Linked DNA regions of Homo sapiens: region 1 is linked to region 2. The links are chromatin contacts, found by Hi-C or POLR2A ChIA-PET in ENCODE. All regions are on one chromosome and are shown on one strand. Each heading gives the region's core, a stretch centred on a gene start or an enhancer-like site at or near the end of the contact. The rest is flanking DNA. Distances are from core to core; before and after follow the strand shown.

Region 1 (6,792 bases), core at 4,129-6,628, 66 kb before region 2:
TTGGCGCTCACTGTAACACAGTTAAAGCCAAGGTATTCAGAATAGACTCTCTGCTCAGCATCCTGCGTTGACACAGAAGCCGTAAATAAATTTGATGGCAGAGCAGTTCTTGGCAAGAATTTAACAACAAATCTTGACATGAAACTGTGTCCCTGCTGCCCTGTGTCTGTCACCGTGTTGTTGAGATTGGCCTGGACGTGTTGGCACGTTTCACTGGATGGTTTGTGTTGCAGTCATGCCCATAGCTTAAAATTTTTTCCCCTCAGAGAAAAGATATTGGAATACTGTGTTTTCTCTTTACTCAGGGTTTGCATTTGGAGTGGTGAAATTTGCACTTCATTGTATATTCTGAAGGGTTGGCAAGTGACAAGTCACCTGTCCTTCCATTTTAGAGATGGAACATCAAGGTATGAGAGAACTCTGTTGGCTGAGTACAGTAGCTCATGCTTGTAATCCCAGCACTTTGGGAGGCCGAAGCAGGAGGATCGCTTGAGTCCAGGAGTTGGAGACCATACTGGCCAACATGGTGAAACTCCGTCTCTACTAAAATTGAAAAAAATTAGCCAGGTGTGGTGATGTGTACCTGTAATCCCAGCTACGCAGAAGGCTAATATGGGAGGATCACTTGAGTCCAGGAAGTTGTGGCTGCAGTGAGCTATGATGGTGCCACCATACTCCAGCTTGGGCAACAAAGTAAGACCCTGTCTCAAAAACAAACAAACAAACAAAAAACAGACACCACAAGAAGCCTTGGAAGGCAGAGGGACTGGGCATCATTGAGCACCAGAGTTGGCCAGGCCTGGGAGATGTTTTCTCAGTTTGATCTTAACCATCTTGGGCAGCAGGTAGTGCTAAACTCTTTTACAGACAAGGAACTGAGTTTGCATAAAGCATGTCACCTTCTGAAGGCCACCCAGCTGGCAGGTGATGGGGCTGGGAGGCAGCAGTAGGTTTGTCTTCCCTCCAGAGGTTCCTTTTATGTCACACTGTCTCCACAGTTGCTGGAGATAGGTATATTAATTTTTTTTTTTTACTTAGCTATATTGAGGTATAAATGGTAACGGGAAATTATGTGGATTTAAGGTATGCAATGCGATGGGTGTTTTGTTGTTGTTGTTGTTCAAGACAGGGTCTTGCTGTGCTACCCAGGCTGGAGTGCAGTGGTGCGATCTCGGTTCACCACAGCCTCGACCTCCTGGGCTCAAGTGATCCTCCCACCTCAGCTTCCCCAGTAGCTGGGACTACAGGCACGTACCATCATGCCCGGCTAACTTTTATATTTTCTGTAGAGACGAGGTTTTGCCATATTGTCCAGGCTGGTCCTAAACTCCTGGGTTCAAGCGATCCTCCCACCTCGGCCTGCGAAAGTGCTAGGATTACAGGTGTGAGCCACTTCACCTAGTCACATATCTCACTTTGAAGAAGAATACTTGCAAACATGTGACCCATTTGCCCCAGATTTTATGGACGAAGGGAAGGATTGTCATTCAGTGACGGTGATGGCGTGGTTTCCCTGGCCGAGTGAGGACAATGGCCTCATGGAGAAACCCTGAGATTTTGCTGCCATTGTCAGCATCTTCCCTCATCATCTCAAGTCTGGGACAGTCCTCTTTATGTCCTGGGTATAAAAGCTCCGAAGAAGAAAACAGGTTGCAAGTGGAAGTTTCTGCAGCCGAGGAACGGTCGGGTGACACTTCCATGGCCCTCTCACAGCCGCTTCACCTTGAAAGTGCTGCGGTCTTTGGGTTGAATCCAGGTTCTCTTCACAGCGACTGCCAGAGGAGCCGAGGAAGCACCTGCATTTGGAGCTATTCAGTGCATCCTGGAACCGGTGTTTGGCTTATTTTCTTAGCATAAGTAGATTTCTACCTAATGGGTCATCAGTGTTTTCTGGGGCTGAGTCATTAGGGAGGTGGGAGGCGGATCAATTGTTTAGACCAGACATCGCCTCTGCAGTTTGCCGAAACCACGGCTTTTGTTTTCTTTGAAAAGGAAAATGTTGGAGTCCAGTAGACTTTCTTAAGCAGTGTGGAGGCAACTCATGAGCCGTGGGGTTGGGCGAGGAAGGGAAGTACACTCTGTTCAGAACCCTGGGGATGTTCAGAACCCTGGGGGTAAATAAGGAAGCTCATCGGGGATCAGACCAGCAGAGGGACTGCCTTCCTTGGCTGCCTTCCCCCCGGGAGGTATTCCCGGGAACAAGGAAGCTCATCCCCTCTTAGGTTCTCACCGTGCATCAGGCGTTGTGCACAGGTTCCCACAAGGGGTGTCACGTTCTCCTCACAGCTTCAGGAAATCTGTATCATTAAAGTTTCCACTTGTAGATGAGAAAACTGAGTCTCAGAAAGGCTGTGTAATTTGTGTGAGGTCACACAGCAGCATTCACACCAGGTCTCCCAGAACACACAGCCCATACTATATCCCCATAGGCAAATCAGAAATGGCTAGCTTGATAAGGGACATCATCCTTGACCTGTTGCCTTCCTGGGTGGCAGGGGCCTGGGAGATGAGACTCTATGGAATCTCTCCCTGCAGACCCCTACCCCATCCCCACCCCCAGACCCACCTTCCATGTGGGAGGCGCTTGTGGAATATTTATTGATTGAAAGAGGTTGAAAGAAACATGTTTAACAACATATGGCCCAAAATCATAACAGTGTTTCCAGATGGAGGATTCATGATGCTGCCCTGCAGCTTAGAGTCCCCCAGATTAGGAGTGTCACATGGAGGGAGAGGTTAAACTTGTTCCACCTGTGGCCGTCATGGGCTGTCCTAGGACTACACACAGACAACTTTGAATTCAGTGGAAAGAGACCTGCGCCATCATGACTGTTTCATAATAAGTGGCAGCCGGGCATGGTGGCTCACACCTGTAATTCCAGCATTTTGGGAGGCTGAGGCAGGTGGATCACCTGAGGTCAGGAGTTCAAGACCAGCCTGGCCAACATGGTGAAACCCCGTCTCTACTAAAAATATAAAAACAATTAGCCAGGCGTGGTGGCGCATGCCTGTAATCCCAGCTACTTGTGTGGCTGAGGCAGAAGAATCTCTTGAACCTGGGAGGCAGAGGTTGTGGTAACCTGAGATCGTGCCATTGCACTCCAGCCTGGGCGACAGAGTGAGATTCTGTCTCAAAAAAAAAAAAAAAAAAAAAAAAGATTATGGGTAGTGAGTTTCTTGTGAGTGGAGGTGTTGAAGCAGAAACTGGGCAGTTACTTGGTGGCTCTGTGAGTCAGGACTCTAATCCAAATGACAGAAAACTCAAACTGGGCTTAACAAGAAATGAAGCTTTTTGAGTGATGAAAACTGGACATCCAAGGATTGGTGTAACCTTTGGCAGGGTTGCATCCAGAGGTCAGATGAGCAAATGTGGATGTTCTCTTCCTGCTGTTGCTCTCTGCTTTCTTTTTTGTGGTCTTCATTCTTAGGAAGGCTTTCTCTATATGTGATGGATCCTAGCAGCTCCAAGCTTATGTCCTATGAGCTTAGCAATTCTTGTCATGAAGAGAGGGTTTCTCTCCCAGTAGCTCTAACAAGATTCTTGGAATTGACTCTTATTGGCCTGACTTGAGTCTTCTGCCATCCCTGAACCAGTCACTGTGGCTAAAGGATGAAATACACTCATTGGCAGGGCCAGGGCACGTGGCCAACAGTCAGTGGGGGCGTTTGGTCAGCTTCCCCAGATCACTAGGAAGAGAGGTGGTTTCTTAAGAAAAAGCAGGATTCCATTAGCCAAAAAAGAGGGGAATTCATCTTGGGCAGAGAGAAAAAGAGAGATGTTCACCATGAGGGTCACTGAAAAAGGGTCTTTTAGCATCAAATGAGGAATTGGAGACGATCACTTTTTAGATTTAAATCCAAGACATAATGATCAGGTTTAGTTTCTTAGCCAAAAATTGTTTTCTTTTTCATCTTTGTTTTCATCATCGTCATCTTCTCCATCCTCCTCCCCTTCTTCTCCTTCCCTGGAGAAACTAACTAGAATGGAATGCAGCTGTAGAAATCCTGGTTAATTTCTCAGATGCAGAATCTGGTCTCTGCAAAGGAAGGAGAATTTCTATTGAAGCCCAACCTTTTGTTTGAAGTCCTATTCTCTGTAACGGGGCATAAAGACAATGTTCCTCAGTCAGTAAGCATTCCTAACCTTGAGCTCTAGGATGTAAGCTCAGAGGAGGAAGGAGCTTTTATCTGTTTGTTCCCTGTTGTATCCCCAGTGTCTAGACAGTGCTTGGCATGTAATAGTAAGGATGGATGGATGTGGGAGACAGAATGGGAAGAGCATGGTTTTGCATTGAACAGATTTGTGTTTGGAGTTCTGGAAACGTTGGTCTGTGAGTCATCTGGAGCAGAGTGACCACTTGGGGGCAGTGTGAGGTTATTATCAGTAACTTGCACCTGGTGGCCAGGTAGACAAGAGGCTAGAACTGCGAGAACAGTCGGGAGGGACCAGAAGGGACGATCTCCCCTGTCTCTCTTTCACAACCCCGGCAGCAAACATCTCTAAGAGTCTGATTAGGTCACCCGGAGCATGTGGTATCTTGGGCATTGAAGCATCTTTGTGGGTTCTTGAAGGTCTGAGATCCTCCAGTGGAGAGTGTTCCTCAGTGTCCCGCTTTATAGCCTTTTACGTGGAGTCTTTGCCTTCCATCCACTAAAGGGGCCCCTATCCTTTGTCTGTCACCACTGGCATCTTTCCTCTATTTACTTCACCATGAGGTTATGAGAACTCATCCTACAGTCTCTTCTAAGCCCCTATTTCCTTACCTGTAGAATGGGCATAATGCCTTGAAGAGACGTGATGATTACAGTGAAGGAATATTGATAAAGGACCAAGAAGAGTGTCTGGCCTGTGGAACGCATCCAACCTATGGTTACTATTATTATTGGAGCCCAAGGAGAGATTTGAATTGTATTTGGGGCTTTCACAGACAAACTCATTAGAAAGTACTGCCTGGGCCCATATAGCAGACAGAATACAAGTCTTGTGATGGATAGACCTGGGTTCAAATTCTGACTTCACCACTTGTGATTTGTATGACCTTGAACAAATGATTTAATGTGTCTGAGACCAGTTTCTTCTTGGGTAAAAGGATATCATGATACCTACTTCCTGTGGCTGTTGCAAAGCTGCCTTTAACAAATGTCTTTGGCCTCTGTGCCTTTCCTCAGACTTTCAGGCCCATTGTGAGAGAGCTAGGAAGATACAGGGTTGTCAAGTTGACACATGTCAGAATAGGATTGGTTCTGCCACAGTAACAAATGATCCTCAATCTCGGTCTTTAACAAAATAAAAGCTTATTTCCTGTTCGTATGTGTCCAACATGGGTTGCCCAAGGGCAACAGTGGGACTGTTCTGCTCCACATAATGACTCAGAAATCTAGGTGGACAGAGGCTCCCATCTTGTGGCCACACCATGGCTTTCTCACTTAGTGTTACAGGGAAGGGATGGTGCAGGGTCACACGCCAGCAGTCCTATGCTATGACTCAGAAGAAACATTTGTCACTTCCACCTGGAACTCGTTGGCCCTAAGTCAGAAGCTTGTGCCCTGTTGTGCAGAGGGGGCTGGGAAGCTTGGGGAGCAGGTAGGGTGCATGGTGAGCACCAGTATCTCTGCCACAAGGACCCACTTGTTGTCTTCATGACATTCCCATTGTAGGGATTAGAGCAGCTGTGGGCTAGTGACTCCGTAGCTGCCAGGTCATTTCCAGCACAGTGCTTCGTGCCAGGAAGTAAAGAAATTTAGGCTTGAGACCCCAGCTTCATAGATGCTGCTGAGAACGTGAACTCTTTTACCTCTCCCAGATTCTGGGAGGTAGATGTGGTCTTGTAATGCTGACTGTTGAATAGAAAACAGAAGAAGATCACATTTGATGAGCCACTCTGTTGGGGGTGGCCTAGGCAGGGAAGCATTGTGATACTTTTGCACTTACCTTCACTGCGTATATCATGGGGATATGAGTCACCCAGAGAAAAAGTTTTATTGCCTGTTGCCCTCTGCAAGGGAAGAAAAGTCACAGATGTCTGCTGCATGCCTCCTGAGGGCAAGAGTGTATGCTTGGCATTTTAACATACAAGATCTCGGTCATATCTTCAGTGTCCCATGGAGAGAAGAGATTACAGTCTCCATGTTGCTGATGAAACCATGAGGCTTAGGGGTGTTCAGAGCTGTGTAGAAACAATGGCTGCCCCGTTCATGGGACACAGCCAGTGAAGTGTGGTCCCAGATTCAAGCCCTTAAATTCCATGTTGTTGTTTTAAACTATACCATCTCGTCTTTCCATTGTAATGTCTGTGGGGCTTAAGGAAGTTGTAGGGATGTGCCCAGTTCTGTGTGTCAATCAAAGCTGTAAGAATCAGAATCTTGTGTCTTTTACGAAGCTTGAGTTGTATATTGGCTCATTTAGTCCTCATAACAACGCTATCATGTAAGAGCTCCTATGGCCACCATTTTTCAGATGCAGAAACTGAGGTCCAGAGAGGTTGAATGATTTACCCAAGGTCACCCAGCAAGTTACTGGCAGACTGGGACAGAATCCTGGCCGTCCAGCTCCAAGTTCATCCCCCAGACCAGTACCCCACAGTGCTCGCTCACATTTGAGCACAGTCTTCCCTCTGTCCAGGTGCTGGTGTTCATGAATTACTGCTTGGCACAAATGAATGGCTGCATACCCCTTCCTGGGAGGAGCAAGCCAGCCTTTACCTGAAGGAGGCTCTTGGCAGCTTTACGGGAGTGCTGTTGGGTGTGAGAAAGAGACTCTCAAAGGAAAACAACATTTTGATGCTCATAAAA
Region 2 (6,890 bases), core at 2,759-5,258:
ACGTCTGGATCCCCTCAGTGTTTCTCCGGGGCAAAGCAGCAAATGCATTCCACGTGTATCAGGTGAGTGCCTGGTTTTCAGGTGGACATCACAGCTGGGTGGAAAAACGCCCATTTGTCATGCTGTGGTGCTTTTTGCCTCTTGGTGGTGGGGCGCTATGATTAGGAGGCTATGGCCTTCCAGACACCCACATCTTAACTGCCCAGAGGCCTTGCCGAAGAAGTCTGTGGCTTTCAGTTGGGCAGGGGGATACGGTGGGCCTCTTCGTGCCAGTCAGGCTCTTAGTGTGGCTGCTGTGGAATCTCAGCTCAGACTGCATGAGCAGAAACGGAGATGTGTGTTTGCTTGTTTTGCATCTGAAAAGTCCAGTGGTAGGTCGGGCCTTGGGCATGGCTGGACCTGCCATCAGGAACCTGCTGCCATATCCTGTGTCTGCTGCTTGGTGACCCTCTCAGGCCAGCTGTCCGTGGGTTGACAGGATGACCCCAGCAGCGCCAGGTTCTCAGCCTGGAAGGGCGGGTCTCACTGGTGTGTCCTGGATCTTGAGCCTCTTCCTACACCTTGGGGTTGGGTGACGGACTCTGTGACTGGCCTGATTCAGCTCATGTGACCACCACTGTCGCCAGGGTGGGTGTTTACCTCACCTGACCACATGTCTGAGAGTGGGGAAAGGAGATTCCCCAAATGAGAGCCAGAGAATTCTTTCCAAAAGAAGGGGCAATGGATACTGGACAAGCGGGACCTGTAGACATCGCCTCTGCTTCCTTGGGGTACGGATAGCCGCACCCAGGTGGGCATTGAGTGTCTGGGGCAGCGAAATGTGTGTCTGCTTAGGAGGTGATTTTACCCAATCAAGGGGACTCCAGTTCTCCGTCTCCTCTCTGATTTTCTGAAGCCTCTTTTAGCCCTGCCCACAGCTCGTCTGCATGTCTGTCTTCCTTCTCCTCCTCTCTCTTACCACGGACTCTGATTTCCAGGCTTTGGTGTGCCCTTGTTCTGGGACTGCTTTGTTCTCAGTGCTGAGCCCCAGCTGCTTCCTGCTTCTCCTGTCTGCTTGTGCTAAAATAATTGTCGTTAGGTTTTGTTTTATTCCCCATGAGCTCTCTGCAAACCCTTGGATTTTGTTGCCATTTTTCTTAGTGAGAAATTGACTTATTGAAGAAATTTTCTTGTCTATTAAGATATTTTTCCCCAAAGAGTGGGGTGTTGAAGAAAGGACACTGAACTTGAAAGCGGAATCCCTGGTTTAAATCCTGTGACCTTAGATGAGTCTTAGTTTCTTCAGCTGTAAAATGGAGACAGTAATCTATCTTGTAAAACTGTTTTGAGATTAGAAATACCTGGCCTGCAGTAGACACTCTATTCATTTCTCACCTTCCCAAATGACCGCTGTGCTTGGTCTCAGGTCTAAGCATAATATGCACATCTTACTGGAAATCTTAGGGACAGATGAGCTAGACTTTGGCATGAGAAGTTTGTTTTAGTTTGACACCTTCAGCTGGGCAACAGTCATAGGAGAATCTTGAGTGTTCATGTTGTTCCCAGCTCCGGTTTAAAGGGAGAATTAGATATTATGGATTTTCAAAAATCCTCTTCTCTTTGTTTCTCCTTTTGTCCCCCACAAACCCAACTTTCTTATTTGACCCTTCAAGTTCTGCATTGTGGTCATCAGAGAGCTGGAAGGTGCAGCCTGGAGGATGAAAAAAGTACAGCAGACAGCTCTATTTTAGAGCAAAATTAAAACATGTTATCACTTGAGAGGTTTCCTTGACCTTTCAGTTTTGACTTTTCCCCCTGTTTACCCCATGAAGCAACTTGGCAATTTTTAGCTCCTGAAAGCTATGAATTGAGACGGACCTTAGCAAATATGCCGTTGCCTGGGAGATTGTTTCCACAGTGGCCACTGTGGCAGTGAAGCCACTCTCTCCCCGTCCTTTACGGTGTGAAGCTCTCATGGGTTCAGCCCTGCTTCCAGCCAGCCTCAGGCCTGGCCGCTCTGCATCGCTGGGAGCAACTTCACTCCACGCCTTTGGCCTTCTGCAGCCTTCCTGATGCTGGGGTGTGTGAAGTGGTGTCTCTTGCATGCAATTATTTTTCTCTTTTTAGCAAATGATGCTTCTGATTGGTGCCTGCAGAGCAAAATCAGAGCATGTGTTTGGAAGCATTTTAGAAATCCTTTATTGCCATGTTTTTACTTTATATAAATGATATTGCATAGAAGGTGACTCATTTAAAATACTGGTACTGTTGAAGAGTACTTATTTTAGAATTAAAAAAGTATGCTGGCCAAGCATGGTGGCTCACGCCTGTAATCCCAGCACTTTGGGAGGCTGAGGCGGGTGGATCGCCTGAGATCAGTAGTTTGAGACCAGCCTGGCCAACATAGTGAAACCCCATCTCTACTAAAAATACAAATTAGCCAGGCGTGGTGGTGGGCGCCTGTAATCCCAGCTACTTGGGAGGCTGAGGCAGGAGAACGGCTTGAACCCAGGAGGCAGAGATTGCAGTGAGCCGAGATCGCACCATTGCACTCCAGACTGGGTGACAAGAATGAGACTCTGCCTCAAAAAAAGAAAACAAGTATGCTATTTAATTCCACAAAAGATTTGACATAATTTCTAGAGAAACGTCTAAAAAAGAATGATAAAAGAGAGGTTAAAAAAAATACATCAGGGTCAATGAAAATGTAAACTAAGGGTTTAAAAGGAAAAAGCGGAAAGCATATATATGTGTCATGAGATTCTACACAGTTGCACTCATTGATTTATGAATTTCCTGTGGGCTTCCTGGCAGCCATTGTGAAAGGGAAATGTGGTTATTTGGATAATTCTGTTGCTAATGATAAGAAAATATGTTAATTCTTTAAAAGAAGCTGTAAAAGAAATTTCCACACAGGATTTGAGATTAAACAATAAAAAAGGATAGAGTAGACAATCCCCATCTACATTCCCGTGACAGCCACTGTCTGGTTTTCTTAAGATTTCCCTTGAAGGAAACCAAGGGCATAACCCCAAAGTGAACATAAATTCGACTGGAGAGCCAAGACATGTAGCTTTCTCAGGAGAGCGGTGCTCCCTGGTACTGGAGCTGCGCTGTCTGTACCAGAGCTCCTAGCCATGTGTGGCTCTTGAGATTTATATTAATTAAAATGAGATTTATATCAATTAAAATGGCTCATGCCTATAATCCCAGCACTTTGGGAGGCCGAGATGGGTGGATCACTTGAGGTCAGGAGTTCAAGACCATCCTGGCCAACATGGTGAAACCCCATCTCTACTAAAAATACAAAAATTAGCTGAGCGTTGCTGTTGCATGCCTGTAATCCCAGCTACTTGGGAGGCTGAGACAGGACAATCGCTTGAACCTGGGAGGCAGAGGTTGCAGTGAGCTGAGATCGCGCCACTACACTCAAGCCTGGGCGACAGAGCGAGACTCTGTCTCAAAAAGAAAGAAAGAAAATGAAAGATTCGGCTCCTCAGTTGCACCACATTTCACATGCTGAGCAGCCAGACGTGGCTGATGGCTCCTGTTCTGGACAGCACAGATCTGGAACATTTACCCCACACACAGAGGTCTGCAGGGCGGCTGCCTTGGAACAAGCTCTCCTAGCGTGTGGGATGGCAAGATGGTGGTGTATGTGCCAAGTCAGGATTTAGAAGGACCACACTGGCCATGAAAGGCCACATCCTGCGGGGAGAAGGGCCCCCGCTTTTTCAGCCCTTCATGGCTTCCAGCTCCTTGGAAGAGGAAGTCTCTGTGTCACTCTCTTACCTCTCATGTCCCTCTGATCTTTCTTAGGAAAAACAGCAAGGCTGGGGTCATTGCCTTTGGCAGGTGACAAGCTTAAGGTTAATTAGATTGTTTTTTTTTTTTCTGTATTCATTTTTACATTTGCCTCCTAGTTATGTCACAGAATTCTATTTTTCCATTTACCATGGTGATGTACAGTCCCCCTTTAAAATATATTTTAGGTAAAAAGGAAATGAGTCAGCTTAAAGAAAGCTACTAAATAAACAATCGTGAAAACAGTCCAAAGTTTAGCATGATGCTCTATGAATGATTGATATTTGGGTAGCACTATAAAGGAACAGATAGACTGTGATTAACAAATACCAGTATAATAATTAGTAGCCACCTCTCACTGGTTTGTGTGTTGTGTAATAGCTCATTCAATCCTTGTAGCCATCCTGTGGGGTAAGAAACTCTTACCCCATTTTATAGGTGAAGAATCAAAGGCACAGAGAAGCATCTCATTTACTGACATGTTTTTCAGCCCCCAAAGCAGTCTCTGACAAGGTCCTGGTCTTTAGAGATTCTGTGTTACTGAAGGAGGGCTGAATCAAGCTCTTTAAAAATCCTAAAAGCAGCTGTGCATGATGGCATGTGCCTGTAGTCCCAGCAGCTCCAGAGGCTGAGATAGGAGAATTGCTTGAGCCCAGCAGTTTGAGCCTGCAGGGAGCTACGATTGCATCTGTGAATAGCCCCTGTATTTCAGCCTACGCAACACAGTGAGACCCTGTCTCTCCAAAAGAATGTAAAAATTAACTGGGCATGGTGGTGCATACTTACAGTCCCAGCTACTGGGGAGGCTGAGGCAGGAGGATTGCCTGAGCCCAGGAGTTTGAGATTGCACTGAGCTGTTATAATGCCACTGCCACTCCGGCCTGGGTGGCAGAGCAGGACCCTTCTCAAAAAAACAAACAAACAAACAAAAAAAAAACTAGAAGCAGCTGGGACAGTCACCCTCATTCCAAAAGGCAAGGCCCAGCTCAACGAAGATCTCACCTGCATGGGCAGCCACCTACACCCCTGAGATGGTAGGCTAAGGGCAGGCCTGCAGCCAAGCCAGGACTTTTCCATAGGACCTCTCTGGGTCCACTGTGGTGCACACATTATCCAGCAAGCCCTCCACATCCAAGAGCCAGGCTGAGATGGTTTGCTTTGGAAAGTTGTCAGAGCAGTTGCTGGTCCACAATAACTTCTGTGGCCGTCCAGTATCTCAGGACATCTTGTTTGAGCAATGTCAGGGTCCCAGAACCTGCCTCGGGGTGGCTGCTTGAAAAAGTCCTCCGGCCAGGTGCAGTGGCCCATGCCTGTAATCCCAGCACTTTGGGAAGCCAAGGCGGGTGGATCACCTGAGGTCAGGAGTTCAAGACCAGCCTGGTCAACATGGTGAAACCCCATCTCTACTAAAAATACAAAAATTAGCTGGGCATGGTGGCACACGCTGTAATCCCAGCCACTCGAGAGGCTGAGGCAGGAGACTCACTTAAACCTGGGAGGCGGAGGTTGCAGTGAGCCAAGATTGCGCCATTGCACTCCAGCCTGGGGGACAGGAACAAAACTTCTAAAGGAAATAAAATGTCATCCTACATGCCAAAGAAATTAAGGTAATTCCCCTGCTATGTGCAGTCACAGAGCCCCCACTACTTCTATTGTGGAAAAATCTGGAATTATATTTGGCACAGAGGATTCTAGCAAGAAGTGCTGTGCATTGCCAAGGTTGAATGCAAATTATTGCAAAAAGTTTGTGTTCCTGTGTCCTGAGAGGGAGCTGAGGTGTGTTATGCCACTGAAAATAAGAAATGGCGGCATTTGACTACTTTTCAGGACAAAGTAATATCTGGAGAGTTCCTGATTTTAAGTTTTTCATCCGTGAGTACTTCTTACACGGTAGGCTGTGCTGATGCGTGGCTGCTGGCAGGCACTAGCCGGAGACAAAATGATTAAGGAGTGTCAAATAAAATGGAAAACAAAATTAAACTCAATCCAGTACCTTGTTTTGCTGGGTTTTTCTCTTTCTCTTGTTAACACACATTTTGGTTTGATTTTTCTGGCACTTCCATATGACAGAGTTAAATTTGTTGTTAATTAATTTCTAGTTTATACCTTTGCAGATGTTTGATCTTATTCCCCAAATTCCCTGACTCCAAACGGGTTTGAGATTCACTGTCTTTTTTTTTTTTTTTTTTTTTTTTTGAGACGGAGTCTCGCTCTGTTACCCAGGCTGGAGTGAAGTGGCGCAATCTTGGTTCACTGCAAGCTCCACCTCCCGGGTTCATGCCATTCTCCTGCCTCAGCCTCCCGAGTAGCTGGGACTACAGGTGCCTGTCACCACGCCTGGCTAATTTTTTTGTATTTTTAGTAGAGACGGTGTTTCACCGTGTTAGCCAGGATGGTCTCAATGAGATTCACTGTCTTAATATCCCACTCAAGTGTCTCTAAAGGTATGTTAGGCCTTAAAAAAGCTCACCTATTTGTTTTCTTCAACTATTACAGCCATCAGATTGGTATGAAGTAATACATCAGTGTACTTACCTGAGATCTTAGGTCTTTCCCTTTGAAAAATACCTTCAGTGTAAGTACATTTGGAATCAGTCTTCCATGTGGGATAAATTTCAGCCTTTGCGTCTAGCGACCACAAATGCTGGCTGTTGTACAATATTTCATTTGCGCAACAGAACCGATTAGATCTTCTTTGTAAAGAGGGTTGCTTTGTTTCAGCAAAGCGTTTTTTTTGTTGTTGTTTTGTTTTGTTTTTTTCTGAGAGGGAGTCTCGCTCTGTCACCCAGGCTGGAGTGCAGTAGCGCAATCTCGGTTCACTGCAAGCTCCACCTCCCGGGTTCAAGTGATTCTCCTGCCTCAGCCTCCTGAGTAGCTGGGAGTACAGGCACCCATCACCACGCCTGGCTAATTTTTTGTAGTTTTAGTAGAGACAGGGTTTCGCTGTGTTAGCCAGGGTGGTCTTGATCTTCTGACCTCGTGATCCACCTGCCTCGACCTCCCAAAGTGCTGGGATTATAGGTGTGAGCCACTGCGCCTGGCCGCGTTTTTTTCTTCTAGAATAAGTTCTGTTTCCTAGAGGCCACAGGGTGTTGTCTTGGCCTGAG

What was found. A loop is a pair of places that touch in the nucleus more often than their neighbours do. ChIA-PET counts read pairs that join two places held with the same protein, here RNA polymerase II (POLR2A). Pooled maps may share reads with other maps.
Region 1: a map of endothelial cell of umbilical vein shows a loop between it and region 2 (6-fold over the local background). The contact joins two enhancer-like sites. A Hi-C loop is called at or near these places in 5 of 168 maps with a recorded cell type or tissue (CD14-positive monocyte, HCT116, endothelial cell of umbilical vein and 2 more) and 4 of 50 pooled maps. POLR2A ChIA-PET finds 5 or more read pairs at or near these places in 3 of 52 experiments (BJ, activated T-cell and endothelial cell of umbilical vein).

Annotation. Positions count from the first base shown.
Region 1 is chr16:12,336,238-12,343,029 of GRCh38, forward strand. All of the region lies in intron 15 of SNX29 (sorting nexin 29), which reads left to right. Among named protein-coding and RNA genes, the nearest start is that of SNX29-AS2, 33 kb to the right of the region's middle. RefSeq lists an enhancer at 5,085-6,284. Within about 2 kb of position 5,379, at least 2 of the 41 ENCODE cell types and tissues checked have a DNase peak (open chromatin) inside an H3K27ac peak, as active enhancers do.
Region 2 is chr16:12,403,468-12,410,357 of GRCh38, forward strand. It overlaps SNX29 (sorting nexin 29), which reads left to right. Exons shown (of 21, transcript NM_032167.5): 18 at 1-62. Among named protein-coding and RNA genes, the nearest start is that of SNX29-AS2, 34 kb to the left of the region's middle. RefSeq lists enhancers at 1,949-2,048, 3,575-3,704. Within about 2 kb of position 4,009, at least 3 of the 41 ENCODE cell types and tissues checked have a DNase peak (open chromatin) inside an H3K27ac peak, as active enhancers do.